Linked DNA regions of Homo sapiens: region 1 is linked to region 2. A link is an interaction called in ENCODE POLR2A ChIA-PET data of the cell type or tissue named here. Cell type or tissue: PC-9. All regions are shown on one strand. Links, peaks and the distances in the headings refer to the core of each region. The heading gives the core; the rest is flanking DNA.

Region 1 (6,652 bases), core at 177-5,176, 290 kb before region 2:
ATTTTTATATTTTTAGTAGAGATGAGGTTTCACCATATTGGTCAGACTGGTCTCGAACTCCTGACCTCAGGTGATCCACCTGCCTTGGCCTCCCAAAGGGCTGGGATTACAGGCATGAGCCACTGTGCCCAGCCTAATAGATAGTTATTTTTAATACTTATTTAAGCTTCATGTTTCAACTGGGGGTGCTTCATGATATATTAATATTTAATGAGCCACCTTAATTATTTCTAAAAAAGTAAAAAAGGGAAATACTATCTCCCACATGGTATTATTCATGATGTATATCTTTTTTTTAAATGTTTTGTAGAATCGGACCAAAATCAGACCAATCCTCTCAGTTTATCACAAAGATACCAAAACCCAGAGAGAATGAGGCTTTGCCTTAGCCTCGGCCCTGGGAGATAGAAGAGGAGCCTGGGGCCTGGGTTCCCCCTGCCGTGGCTGCCCAGTCCTTCCGCTGACACCATTTCGAGGTCCCCTTGTGGAACTTCTGTGGGAGGCCAGGTGCACAAAGTCCGGTTTGTTGAGCTACAGATGCCCGCCAGCAGTTGCTGTTATTATAGACTGGTTGTTCTGATTTGTCAAGAAACCCAGAACAACTGTTTTTCTTCTTTGCAGTGGATGTGTGTGCACATGACCTTTTGAGAACATATTTCCTGATGTGGTGGAGGCACTGATGTTCGTGCAGACTAGCTAAGTTAAATCTTCATTTCTTTCAGCTGAAATTGCCTGGCTGCTCCTTTAAGAAGTGCACTGTGTGGAGTTATCATGTTTCTCATGCTGTTAAATGTTTACTGGCAATCCTGTCTACTTTAGCGTATTGTTGTCAAATGACAAGGGAGTCCCCTGTCAGAGAGCAATGACACAGCCTGTACTTTTGGGGGCAGCCAGCGTCCGAGCGTTTCCACATTCATTCTTACGCAGTTGGTAGGCTCAGGATGTTTGTGAACGCCGAAGGGTGTGCGTGCACCCTGGAGTGTGGAGATACTAGCATGCTATTTAATGATGGCCACCACGGGACGTGCGCACTCATTCATTAAGCTAACGTTTTATGGTTTGTTGAGTGAAAGCAGGCACAATGGTAGGTAGTGGGTACTGGAGCAAATGACTGCACCGGCCCTCATGGGACTTCCATTTCAGTGGATTCAGGGGAAAGCAGCACGTGTTTTTGAGAGACCTTGGCAACGCAGGCGACCTTGACGTCGACCAAAAGAAGAGAGATTTGGAATGCTTGTTTTACAGCCTCCGGTCAAAAAAAATCATATGGGACCCTTTATTGCAGACTGGAACATTTATTTCAAGGTCTCAAATTAAACTAGAGGAGGCCAGGCATGGTGGCTCACACCTGTAATCCCAGCATGTTGGGAGGCTGAGGTGGGAGGATTGCTTGAGCCCAGGAATTTGAGACCTGTTTGGGCAACATAGTGAGACCCCAATCTCTACTAAAAAAATAAAAATTAGGCTGGGCATGGTGGCTCACGCCTGTAATTGCTGCACTTTGGGAGGCTGAGGTGGGTGGATCACTTGAGGCCAGGGGTTCGAGACCAGCTTGGCCAACATGGCGACACCCCATCTCTACTTAAAAAAAAAACAAAACAAAAATTAGCTGAGTGTGGTAGTGCACGCCTGTATTTCCAGCTACTTGGGAGGCTGAGGAACTAGAATCTCGAACCTGGGAGGTAAAGGTTGCGGTGAGCCGGGATTGCACCACTGCACTCCAGCCTGGGTGACTGAGTGAGACGCTGTCTCAACAAGAACAAAAACTAACCAGTTGTGGTAGCACTTGCCTGTAGTACCAGCTATTTGGGAGGCTGAGGTGGGAGGATCACTTGAGCACAGGAGTTGGAGGCTGCAGTGAGTCATGATCATACCGTGGCATTCCAGCCTGGGTGACAGAGCAAGACCCTGTCTCTTAAAAAAAAGTTAAACTAGAGTAGATAAATGAGCAGGCATAGTTGTTTGCTGATCATTCACCGTTGAGACAATGAACAGCTCGTTAAATAAATTGTTGGTAACAATGAAATCAGGAGAATTTCAATCCTGAGTCAGTGTACACAATACAAGGCACAAAACGTTGAGTTAAAGGTGGTTCTACTTTGCCCTCTAAGCATTTTATTGACTTCAAAACCTACAAAGGCGGCGCCATGGCATATAGGAATATAGGAATAAGGCATATAGGAATAAGAAGTTTCAAAAAGTTTCATAAAAGTTGTATTTGGGGCTGGGCATGGTGGCTCACGCCTGTAATCCCTGCGCTTTGGGAGGCCAAGGTGGGTGGATCACTTGAGGTCAGGAGTTCGAGACCAGCCTGGCCAACATGGCGAAACGCCATCTCTACTAAAAATACAAAAACTAGCCGGGCGTGGTGGTGCCTGTAATCCCACCTACCCGGGAGGCTGAGGCAGGAGAATGGCTTGAACCTCGGAGGCGGAGGCTGCAGTGAGCTGAGATTGTGCCACTGCACTCCAGCCTGGGAGACAGAGCAAGACTCTGTCTTGAAAAAATAGAAGTAAAAAAAGAGAGAGAGAAAAGCAAATTACCTGAAATCCAGAAAGATCAGAGAAGGGAAGGAATGGCTGGAGTAAGTGTTGATCAGCGGACACACTCAAGGGTTTCGTAATGTGCTCGCCCTGCCCCAGGCATCAAGGGAGGTGCTCACTCTGTGCACTCTGAATCCCACCAGGGGCCCACCTGCCACCCTGTTCTCACCTGTGACCACTCACGGCAGCCACAAGAGGCACAGGTGTTAGGTCTGCCCCAGCCACAACACCTCAGCACGTGGTGTGTGGCTTCAACCAGGTCACCGTGGGCACACTGGGAGGGGAGGGCTTCTGTGCGGCCACGCTTAATAAACAGTCTGCCTGGGAAACTGAGCATCCAAAGTGCCCTCTGAAGGAGCGGGATGCTGCTGCCCGTGGTGGCTCCGTCACACGCATTCTGGAAGGTACCTCCCGGTAAGCAACCTGATGTTTCATCTGTCACTGTTGATGCATCTCCATGTTAGAGAATTAAGCATATGGAAGCAAAACACCTCAGGAATACAGAACGCATTCATGATCACCACGGAAAATCAAATCAACTCAAAGTCCAAATGCAACTTTTTTTTTTTTTCTGAGACAGGGTCTTGCTGTGTTGCCCAGGCTGGAGTGCAGTGGCACGATCTCAGCTCTTAGTAGAGATGGGGTTTCACCATGTTGGCCAGGCTGGTCTTGAACTCCTGACTTCAAGTGATCTGCCCGCCTTGGCCTCCTAAAGTGCTGGGATTACAAGTATGAGCCACTGTGCCTGGCCTCTCTTTTTTAAAAAAAATAGAGATGAGGTCTCGCTATGTTACCCAGGCTGGTCTCAAACTCCCGGCCTCAAGCGATCCTCTTGCCTTCACCTCCCAAAGTGCTTTGATTACAGGCGAGCTTTTCTCTTTTTAAGCCAACTTGTGAGTAGAATCATTCACTTGTGCCTTTAGCTGTTGTCTCTGTGTTGAGGAATCCAGAGTCCAGTCCTTCTAGACTTATCTGGGGACCCGAGTTTCCTTCTGTAGAGTTAAAACCTGTTGCATCCATCCCCAGTCCCTTTACGGCACCTGTGTAGGCCTGTAGTGGAGCTGGCTTTTGTCCTTTGCTGTCCCTGGCTGAGCCTTGGCCTCATCTTGGGCCAGCGCCTCCTCCCCTGGGCTGCTGTGATGTGTTGGCATTTCCTGGGTAGAGTCTTGTACTTGCTGTTTTCTCCTGTCTCAGTCTTTTCCCCCAGGGACCTGGCATGTCTGTGTGTTGGGGACCCTTTGCTCATCTTACACACTGAGGACAGGCACCTTAGCGCTTGGTGCCCTGGGATGGAACAGCCACTGGACAGCCAGCCCTGTGCCCTGTGTCCACTGCAAACCTGATCCTGTTTTTTGGAGCCCTTCACTTGGCAATGAGACCTTCATGGGTGGGGTTACTGAAGCAGGAGTTGGTTTAAGTTAAATACCATCAGCCGCAAAGCTCAGAATGGATGATGAAGTGCTTTAGGGGTTGACAGGGCAGAGCTGGCTGTAGGGAGTGATGGAGAGAGGCTCCCAGGAGGGGAACCCTCTGACGTGGGAGTTAAAGGACTGGGGCCATTTGTCGTGGGGGGATGGGAGCAGTGGCTTGGGAAGGGACAGAACGGGAGCAAGAGGGCCTTGCGCACTGATGCTTTTGAGGACTGAATCTGAACGGGAGAGTGGGGAGAGGGCTGGAAACCTGGGCGAGAACAGGAGAGGAGAGGCCCCTGGATGCCAGCAGAGCTGTAGGCATGATCTGGGCCATGCCCTGGGAGACGCTTCCGCAGGAGATGGTGCGGCTGGGGTGGAGACTTCCTGGCTTCCGAGGGCGGGCGAGGGGGCAAAGGGCCTGGGGCATGGACTTGGGCAGGTAGCAAAGGCCAGAAGGAGTGGGAGTCATTCCACCTGGGATGTGGGAATGGCTGGTGGGGGCAGGTAGGGGGAGACCAGGATGAGCCCCATGTGCGCGTGACCTGTGGCAGAGGGGCTGTGTCAGAGCCCCGGCTGGCGAGAGGAGCATCACTGTGTCCAGAGGACGCGGTGCCTTTCAGACCCCTTGAGTAAGAGACAGAGTGGGTCTGTCCTGTCTAGGCTGAGTTTTCATTGCCCAGCACAGTGCCTGGCACACAGTAGGTGCTTAATAAACACGTGGACTGAACACAAGAGGTTGAGGGGAAAGGTCGGAATTGGCCACAGGTCTCCTAATGCCTGGCATGTGCGTCAACGCATCTCTGAGGATGGAATTTAAAGGCAAGAGCTGGAGGCCCAGGGCTGAGGCTGTGGGGTGAGCACAGCATTTGCGGGGCGCGGGAAGGGAGTGGCTGGTGGGGCGGGGGAGGGAAACCAGCACGTTAGAAGGTCAGCCAAGGTCAGGCGGCCAGCAGGGCGGGAGGAGGCGTTGGTGTGCACACGCGGGGAGCCTCCGTGTCCTCAGGACACCATGGAAGACGGCAGGACACACGTGCGAGCCACAGCAGGTGGGCGGGAGCTCACAGGCTGCAGAGGAAGCGCAGGGGAGGCGCAGGGGAGGCCAGGCTCTGGCATTTCCCAGGAATGTAAACCCCGGTTTCAGCTTTCCCCGTGGCTCCCCTCCGCCAAATCTTAAATCCTCTTGTTAAGACGCGCTCCGCCCCTGTGTCCTTATTTCCCACCGTGGTGGGCAGCTTGTCTGCCATCCCCTTCCAGGTGCCCCGCAGAACCACCACCCTTGGGAAGGCGGCTCCTCGTGCCCCCCCTCTTGTGCCTTCCCTCCCCAGTGCCTTTTCTGACCCCCTCCTGAGACCGCCTCCCTGTGGGCCATTTGAGCACCTGTAGCTTTCCATCCGGTGTCTTCACCCCTTTGCTCTTTGTAGCTGTCTCACCCCGCTGCAGCTTGTGAGGCCATGCAGGCCCTGATGTTTAGTGTTTTTTTTGTTTTTTTTTTTTTTTTTAAAGACAGCATCTCCCTTTGTCACCCAGACCGTTGTACAGTGGCACCATCCTAGCTCACTGCAGCCTCAACCTTCTGGGCATAAGCAATCCTCCCACCTCAGACTCCTGAGTATCTAGGACTACAGGCTCTTGCACCCACCACACCGGGCTAATTTTTGTATTTTGTTGTTGTTGTTGTTTTGTGGAGACAGTGTTTCACCATGTTGCTCAGTCTGGTTTCGAACTCCTGGCCTCAAGCAATTCACCCGCCTTGGCCTCTTAAGTACCGGGATTACAGGCATGAGACATTCCCTAATGTTTAGTTTTAAAGAGGGGGTGGTGCTATTTATCTCCAGGCTCAAAGCAGGGCATTCTTTCCTTAGGATCTGCGATACTCCAGTCAAGGCTGTTTCTTTTCTGCCTTTTGTAAAACTCTTGTCTAGAAATTAATGGATGAGGGAAGCTAGGGACTCTTCTCAGATTATTTCTTGTGAAAACCTCAAGAGTCTGAATTTACAGGGAAATCTTACAATTAGCTCGATGTGGATTACAGAGCGGCAAACAACCTTAAGTGGTAGAGCTGGTTCTGCAAGATTTTTCCAACCCTTTGTGGTCTAGTTTTCATTTTTCCCCTTTTAAAGTTGTTTTCAGCTAAAGCTGTGAGGACAGTATAGAGTTTTGCCTTGTAAAATTGGTAGTGAGTAATTTTAGAATAGATGCTTATGAAGTCTGTAAATAAATAGTAAGGCGCCTCGCCTAGTTCCACGCACATGTCAGTTTCGTAACTATCTCCCCAAGCTGAGCTCACCTGCCAGTGCCTTGGATGGACCTAGCCACCAGGGGCTGCAGATGAGTAGGAGAGCGGGTGTTGCCCAGAGCAGGGCGGACACCCCTGTTCCCTGTCATGTTTTCTTCTCAAAACCTGCTGCAGGCCATTGGAGAGCATTCCTGTTGCTCTCTGCACCCCTCTTTCTGAAGCATTTTACTGTGTGATCCTAGCATCCGTGGTTCAGGAGATCCTGCTACATTTTCCTGACTGCCTTGCTCTGCCCGGGAATACCTGGCTTATCAGCAGAATACAGGCCTCTGCTTAACTGAATTTGGTCCTGTAGTGAGGACTAAGAAGTGATGTACTCAGTTACATGATAATTCTAAAAAATAAAAAAAAGCCTTTTTTTTTTTTTGTTAACACCCATCATAGTGGCAGAATCTTAAGTC
Region 2 (7,894 bases), core at 1,400-6,399:
TCAATGCCAAAGAACTTTATGATCTGGTATTGAGACTATTGGTGGGTTTTTTTTGTTTTCTTTGTTTTTTTGTTTTGTTTTGTTTGAGACAGGGTCTCGCTCTGGTACCCAGGCTGGAGTGCAGTGGCACGATCTCAGCTCACTTCAACCTCTGTGACCGGGGTTCAAGCGATTCTTCCGCCTCAGCCTCCCGAGTAGCTGGGATTACAGGCGCTCGCCACCATGCCCGGCTAATACTTGTATTTTTAGTAGAGGCAGGGTTTCATCATGTTAGCCAGGCTGGTTTCAAACTCCTGGTCTCAAGTGATCCACCTACCTCGGCCTCCCAAAGTGCTAGGATTACAGGCGTGAGCCACTGGGCCCGGCCGAGACTATTGGCTTATGAATCAAGTCTAAGAAGATACACTAGTCTTTGAAGGCCGCTCTGTATGTTTTTCCAACTGCCTTGTAGATATACTTTGTTTTAACAGCTCGTTTTAACAGCTCCTGATGCCAGCGTGCTTATTTGGGTATTGAAATATGCGCCAACACCGTGCCCCGATGCCACGCGTTAGCCCCCAGGAGGCTTGCGTGAAAGTAAATACTAGAATTTCCAGCGTGGATATAATTTCCCTTCCATCGACCTTGACCATGTCCTTTTCAGTTCCTCATAAAAACTGTGTGTTAGCCCAGAGAATACCCTGAAATGATCTGTGGTGAACTGATTGAACGAACTACATATTCTAGGCCAAACTGAAATTATTCGCTATTTGAAGTCAGAGCTGAGCATAATACCGGGCAGGTTAATAGATCAGTGGAAGCTGTTTCGTCAGCTCATAAAAACGTGAGAGATCTAAATTTTTATAATAAATCATTTTGCTGAGCAAACAATATGTGCGGTTATTACAGACTTTGGAAAATAAATGATTTTAGACCAATGTCAGGCTGCAGATACTGATGTGGTTAGTTGAGCCTTCAGCATGAAGAGAATGAAAAATCTTTGGAATACTGTTGACACTCACACCATGAAACCACATGCCATTTAATTCATTACTGCGCTTCCAAGATTACATTTACAGTTGTGGTATTAACCCCTGGGCATTTTTGTATTACTTATTGCAGACAGTTTGTCAGGCAGGATTAATTCAGTGGGGGGAGGAGGCAGCAGTTTGGAGAGAAAGTGGATGATTAAGACTGGGGTGGGGCTGGGCGCGTCGGTTCACGCCTGTCATCCCAGCACTTTGGGAGGCCGAGGCGGGTGGATCACCTGAGGTCAGGAGTTCGAGACCAGCCTGGCCAACACGATAAAACCCCGTCTCTACTAAAACTACAAAAATTAGCCGGGTGTGGTGGCGCATACCTGTAATCCCAGCTACTCGGAAGGCTGAGGCAGGGAGAATCGCTTGAACCCAGGAGATGGAGGTTGCAGTGAGCTGAGATCATGCCATTACACTCCAGCCTGGGCAACAAGAGCGAAACTCCATCTCAGAAAATAAAAATAAAAATACAAAAATTAGCTGTGATTGGGTGTGCCTGTAATTCCAGCTACTTGGGAGAGGCTAAGGCAGGAGAGTCACTTGAACTGGGAAGGCAGAGGCTACAGTGAGTTGAGATTGTGCTACTGCACTCCAGCCTGGGCGACAGAGTGAGACTCTGTCTCAAAAAAAAAAAAAAAAAAAAAAAAAAAAAAACCTGGTTGGGAGGTGCCCCAAAGCAAGACCCGCCTCCTTGGTCCTGGTCTGCAAACACTGATGGCCACACTCACATCTTCCAAAGCCCCCGATCGCACTTACTCAGCTAGTTGTATTTTTCTTTCGGCTTTTAAAAAAGAATACCTCCTTAGAAAAATTAATAATGGGCCAGGCACAGTGGCTCAGGCCTGTAATCTCAGCATTCTGGGAAACTAAGGCAGGAGGATCGCTTCAGGCCATGAGTTCAAGACCAGCCTCGGCAACATAGCAAGATCAACTTTGTCTCTACAAAAAAGAAAAAACTAGCTAGGTGTGGCAGTGCATACCTGTAGTCCCAGCTACTCGGGAGGCCAAGGCAGGATTGTTTGAGTTCAGGAGTTTAAGACCAGCTTGGGAAGCATTGTAAGACCCCTGTCTCTAAAAAACAAATTTTTCTTTTAAATTAGCTGGGCTTGCTAGTGCACACCTATAAGTCCCAGCTACTCAAGAGACTGGGGCAGGAGGATCACTTGAGCTCAGGACAAGAGTTGGAGGCTGCAGTGAGCTATGATCGCACCACTGCACTCCATCCTGGGCAACAGAACCAGACCCTGTATCAAAAATAAAAAAGAATTCTCAGAAAAATGAGTAACAAACATACAGATTTTTGTTTGTTTGTTTTTGTTTGTTTGTTTTTTTGAGACAGGGTCTCACTTTGTCACCTAGGCTGGAGTGTAGTAGCACCATCTTGGCTCATGCTCCTCCTGCCTCAGCCCCTCAAGTAGCTGGGACTACAGGCATGCACCACCACACCCGGCTAATTTTTGTACTTTTAGTAGAAACGGGGTTTCACCATGTTGGCCAAGCTAGTCTCGAACTCGCGACCTCAGGTGATCCACCTGCCTTGCCCTCCCCAAGTGCTGGGATTACAGGCATGAGCCACTGCATCTGGCCGACTTTTAAAATAATAATCAGAGCGTTTCCTCGCCAACTGCATCCCTGGTTCCTCCCATTGTCTCCTCCTGTGGTTTCTGGTCCCTTCTGTGAATGGAGACAGCAGCCCCTCCGAGCCTGGCTGTCACCACAATCCCTGGTATGGAATAGGCCTGCCCTGCAACTGCAGAGTGTGGTGTCGTCATTGTCATTCGAAAGCCTGGGGAAAGAGAGTTGCTTTTGTCATGAAAGGTAAGTGCAGTCCTTGTTATCACATTCAGTATTTTGGTCCGTTTAGCAGTTGCTTAGTAACCAAAGCACAACTGACCAGGAGATGGAAAACTTGAAATTCACTTCCAGGATTGCCTCACACTGCCAAGTCTGCACCTTCCCGCGTCAGTGGGACTGATTTTTTTATAAATGATGTGAAATCTTCTGGAGATGAGGCGTGGTTTTCCGGATATTCGGTGTCCTGATGAAAATCCAAAGCCATGTGCTATCTGAGAAGAAATCCAGAGAGTGTGCACTTTCCAGGAGGTGCCCAAGCCCCACCCAGGCCCCATAAACCTGGCAGGAACTGGACTCGACCCACATGGACCCCAGCCCTGCCAAGCCGGCCTCTGTGTAAAGCTGGGCCCCTGGAACTTTGCTCTTCTCTATGCCTGGGCCTTTGGCCACTGGCAACACCAGGTCGCAAGTGAGGAGTGGATGAAAGCAGCCAGGGGCGGGCCAGCACCCCCAGGCAGCCACGCCTCCAGCTTTTCAGCTCCGCACTCCCAAGATCAGGGAGCTGCACCCAGGGAGACGGTGTCCTCCTGTTGCTGCTGCTCCCGGAAGAGTCAAGGCTAAGTAAGCTACCTGGCCAGAGGGTTTTCCTGGTTGCCAAGCAGCAGGGAGGAGTCATCGGCAAGGCATCTCAGAGATGGGGGCCATCCCCTTCCCTTCCTTCCTATGTTCGGCAGAAAGGCATTGAATGCCTACCGTGTGTTTTTCTCCTTCAATTCGCTTGAGAGACACGCAGCAGGGCTGGCTTCTCTGTCCTCCCACCGTGTACATTGCCAGAAAGAGCGGCTGGTATCCCTGGAGGACCCAAACACACAAGCAAAAACAGCTGGGCCCCAGAGGAGGGCAGTGCTTCTGAAAGACACACCCAGACCCCAACAGTGGGTGTGATATGAGGCAGGACAGCTGGGCCACAAAGACAAAGCACCACAAAGGCACTCAGGGAAACAGAGGAAGATATTGGCAGTGTGAAGCGAAACCAACAGGTAATTTTCAAATGGACCAAGTGGAAGTAACAGCGTAAAAAAATTGAATAACTTAGGAGCAAAGAAGAAAGGATACATTGCCAGCTGGGTCTGATGGCTCATGCCTGGAATCTCAGCACTTTGGGAGGCCAAGGCCAGAGGGTTGCTTGAGCTCAGGAGTTCGAGACCAGCCTGGCAACATAGCAAGACCCCATCTCTATAAACAAAATGTTTTTAAGTAAATAAATAAAAGAATCAACACAAGCCTGGAAAATAAAGATGAAGATATTTCCCAGAAAGTAACTAAAAAGATATAGATGTAGATGTTAGAAAGAAAAGAAAATTAGAGATCAATTCAGGAGCTCCAACATCCACCTAATAGGAATTCCAGAAAGAGGAAGTAGAAAATAGTTCAGGTGCAGTGGTTCACACCTATAATCCCAGCACTTTGGGAGGCTGAGGTGGGAGGATCGCTTGAGCCCAGGAGTTCAAGACCAGCCCGGATAACATGGCAAACCCCCATCTGTACCAAAAAAAAAAAACAAATAGAAAAATTAGCTAGGCATGGTGACATGCGCCTGTAGTCCTAGCTGTTAGGGAGGCTGAAGTGGGAGGATCGCTTGAGCCCAGGAGACTGAGGCTGCCTTGAGTCGTGATCACACCACTGTACTCCAGCTTGTCTCCAAATAAATAAATAAATAAATAAATAAATAAATAGCTAAAGACCAGTTAGATCAAGTTAACCTTGATCCAGAAGGCAGCAAGAAAAGGATAAAGAAATAGCAAAATATAAAAGAAAAGTTAAATGACATGGAAGACAGAAGTAGCTATGCCAACAATATCCAAATAACAGTAGTCTCAAACAGAATAGAAGTATTCAAATGAAAATAGCCAGAATTAAAGAAAGAGAGGGCTTATATAGGGGCACACTGGAGCCATTAGGAAAAGTGCTCACCTAGACCCACATTCAGTGTCTCTTCACTCACCAGCCGGACCAGTCCCCATCCACCTCCCAAGTTCTGCAGCCAGCTCTGCTGATGCATTCAGAGGAGGATTTAGGCAATTGTCAACCTCTGCACATCTTGTTGTGGGTACGCAGCAGCTATGTATTTTCATTGTCATCTTTTAAATCTATGACATAGATGAGATACGCAGGACCTAAGCCTGCATCTCTATGTGCCCATTCCAGCACCAGGAAACTTTTAGGGGTCTGAAACACTAGTGGAGCTAGTGAATGAGTGAATGACGGTAGCCAGGGCAGTTTTGACCTGTGTATGTGGACATTGGAAATACACGATAGGTAACTAACTGAAGTACAAAATTGTGTTTAAAACTTGTGATTTGGGACAGGCGCAGTGGCTCATGTCTATAGTCGCAGCACTTTGGGAGGCCAAAGCGGGTGGATGGCTTGAGCCCAGGAGTTTAAGACCAGCCTGGGCAACATGGTGAAACCTTGTCTCTACCAAAAAAAAAAAAAAAAAAATTAGGTATGCTGGCGTACACCACTAGTCCCAGCTACTCTGGAGGCTGAAGCGGGAGGACTGCTTGAGCCCAAGAGGCAGAGGTTGCAGTGAGCCAAGATCACACCACTGCACTCTAGCCTGGGTGAGAGTGAGACCCTGTCTCAAAAAGAAAAAAAAAAACAACACAAAAAATCCTTGCAATTTGCCTTAAGTAAAGTTTGCAAGCTTTTATTTTGTGTCTGAAGGAGTTTACGCTCTGAATTCTTCAACAGGGCGTCAAGGTAGCAGCTTTCTGCATTGACTGGTGATTATCCTTTTCTGATATGTTTTAAGACCCTTAACACTTTTAATTTTTTTAATTACCATTTGTAGTATTAGACTATCTTTGCACAGCAATTTTTCTGTCAGATCTTGGAGGTTTCACTTTGAGATGATACAGAAGGATGTTTCATCATTTAAGAAGCCCTGACCCTTCCCCACTCCCTGCACCCAGCACTGTATTGCAGAGGCCCAGTTTGGGTATTTATCTTACAGAGACGCTGCCTTCTTCATGAAATCGTCCTAAAAATAGCTTCATTTAACTAGGCCATTTGACAGGCTTTTTCAGACTTTTTCTCAGACCAGTCTGAAAGCCGGATATTATTTCAAACAGATACAATGAACATTGAACCCGATCACAAGGCATCTGTTACCCTATTCAGGCTGCTGGGAGTTGATAAGACTACCTCAAATCGCTGTGTGTAGTTAAAGGCTGCAAAAGCCTCAGGCCACAAAAATTCCCCAGCCCAGGGGCCCGGAGACAGTTTTTCCAACTCTCAGCGTCCAGGGTGTACCTTAGCCTGTTTTCTGTTGCTGCAACAGAACACCTGAGGCCAGGGTGATTTATAAAGAAGATAGGTTTATTTGGCTCACAGATCTGCAGGCTGGGAAGTTCAAGGACATGGCCCTGGCTCCTGGCGAGGGCTTCCATGCTGCATCATAACAGTACGGATAGGGTCAAAGGGGAGGTGGATGCGTGCCAAGAGGGACAACCCAGGGAGGTTCCTGGCATTATGATAACCCAGTCTCAAGGGAACTCATCCAGTCCCTAAAGTCTGGTCAGAGCAAGAACTCATTCACTGCCAGGAGAATGGCACCAAGCCATTCATGAGGGCATCCACTGCCATGACCCAAACACCTCCCTCTAGACCCCACCTCCCAATGCCCCCACACTGGGGATCAAATTTCAGTAGCAGTTTTGGTGGAGACAAACCATAGCAGGGTGGGTGGGTACTCTCACTTGGACGTGCCTCCTTGGGACCATGGAGCAGGTTTCGGAAGGATAGAACTCTCATTGTCAGGCCTGTCCAGCACCCTGGGCTGTCCCCAGGAGTAGACTTGCCCGTCACAGACAGGATGGGCCACATCCAGGACTCTGGCATCCAACGTGACGTGCAGCCCTGTGAATACAGGACAAATTCTAGGGATATAGGGCAAAAGGGACCTATGGCCCAGCATTCAGAGAGAGCTCACAGCGTGGGCACCCAGTGAAAACTCAAACCTGGAAACTAGGACTAGGGACAGTGCCACTTCCTGAGACAGAGCTGCTGAGAGGGTCTGGGAAGGGTGGATGGGGTGGAAGTAGGAGATGAGGTTCCCTGGGACGAGAAGGCATTCAGGCAGGCGGCGCAGGTGGAGGCCTAGTGCCGAGGAAGGCCTGGCTCTTTGGGGTCCCGCACGAGATGGGAGTTGTTAGAGCACAGGGTCCTGAGAAAGAGTGGCGGGTAAGGCCAAGAGGAGGAAGGAGCCTTGGCATGGAAGGGCCTTGCGTGTGGCTGAGGGAGGGATTGCATCCTGAAGGCAGCAGAGTGCAGGTGCATGTGGACTCAGAGCCACAGCATGAGAGCCCTCAACCCCAACCAGGTCCCTGTGGCTGTAACATTGGCTCCATGGCCCTTGGGTATGCTAAAAAAAAAAACCTTCCTTGGGTCACAGACAGTTCCAGCCTGTGGCCTTCTAACAGAGACCATCCTCAGGACCTGCTTGCAGACATTGGGGTGGTGGTCTGCCCGGGTGTGCTGCTCTAACCTCCCATAGGCTTTTGGAGTTGGCCGTGCCCTTCTCAAAAGGACTCTCCAGGCCGGGCGCGGTGGCTTATGCCTGTAATTCCAGCACTTTGGGAGGCCAAGGTGGGTGGATTACCTGAGGTCAGGAGTTTGAGACCAGCCTGGCCAACATGGCAAAACCTTGTCTGTACTAAAAATACAAAAATTAGCCGGGCGTGGTGGTGCACGCCTGTAGTCTCAGCTACTCGGGAGGCTGAGGCAGGAGAATTGCTTGAACCCAGGAGGCGGAGGTTGCAGTGAGCCGAGATCTCATCATTGCACTCCAGCCTGGGCGACAGAGCTCTGTCTCAAAACAAACAAACATACAAACATAAAAGCACTCTCCGCATTCCTCTCTCATGATGCTCTGTGTTGGGTTCGCGTATTTGCCTTCAGATTACTCAAGGAAGTACTTTCAAAACAGAAAAAGGGAAAGACAGAACCTGGACAATTGCTTTTACGACCAGGCTGGGCCATAGCAATGAACCCAGGCTGTCTGCACTGCAGCCTGTACAGTC

What was found. ChIA-PET counts read pairs that join two places held together with the same protein. Peaks named below come from ENCODE experiments on the same cell type or tissue, not always from the same donor. Only the 100,000 strongest peaks of a DNase experiment are listed, where the experiment ranks them.
Region 1: POLR2A ChIA-PET joins it to region 2 with 5 read pairs; 3 of 35 experiments call an interaction of 5 or more read pairs at or near these places.

What each region holds. Positions count from the first base shown.
Region 1 is chr7:101,864,717-101,871,368 of GRCh38, forward strand. All of the region lies in intron 1 of CUX1 (cut like homeobox 1), which reads left to right. Among named protein-coding and RNA genes, the nearest start is that of CUX1, 50 kb to the left of the region's middle. In PC-9, for the core only: no CTCF peak of the experiment used is centred there; no DNase peak of the experiment used is centred there; H3K27ac peaks cover 555 bases.
Region 2 is chr7:102,150,089-102,157,982 of GRCh38, forward strand. All of the region lies in intron 8 of CUX1 (cut like homeobox 1), which reads left to right. Among named protein-coding and RNA genes, the nearest start is that of SH2B2, 130 kb to the right of the region's middle. RefSeq lists a silencer at 96-237 and an enhancer at 2,741-3,446. In PC-9, for the core only: no CTCF peak of the experiment used is centred there; DNase peaks (open chromatin) are centred at 2,883 and 3,433; H3K4me3 peaks cover 1,328 bases; H3K27ac peaks cover 3,069 bases.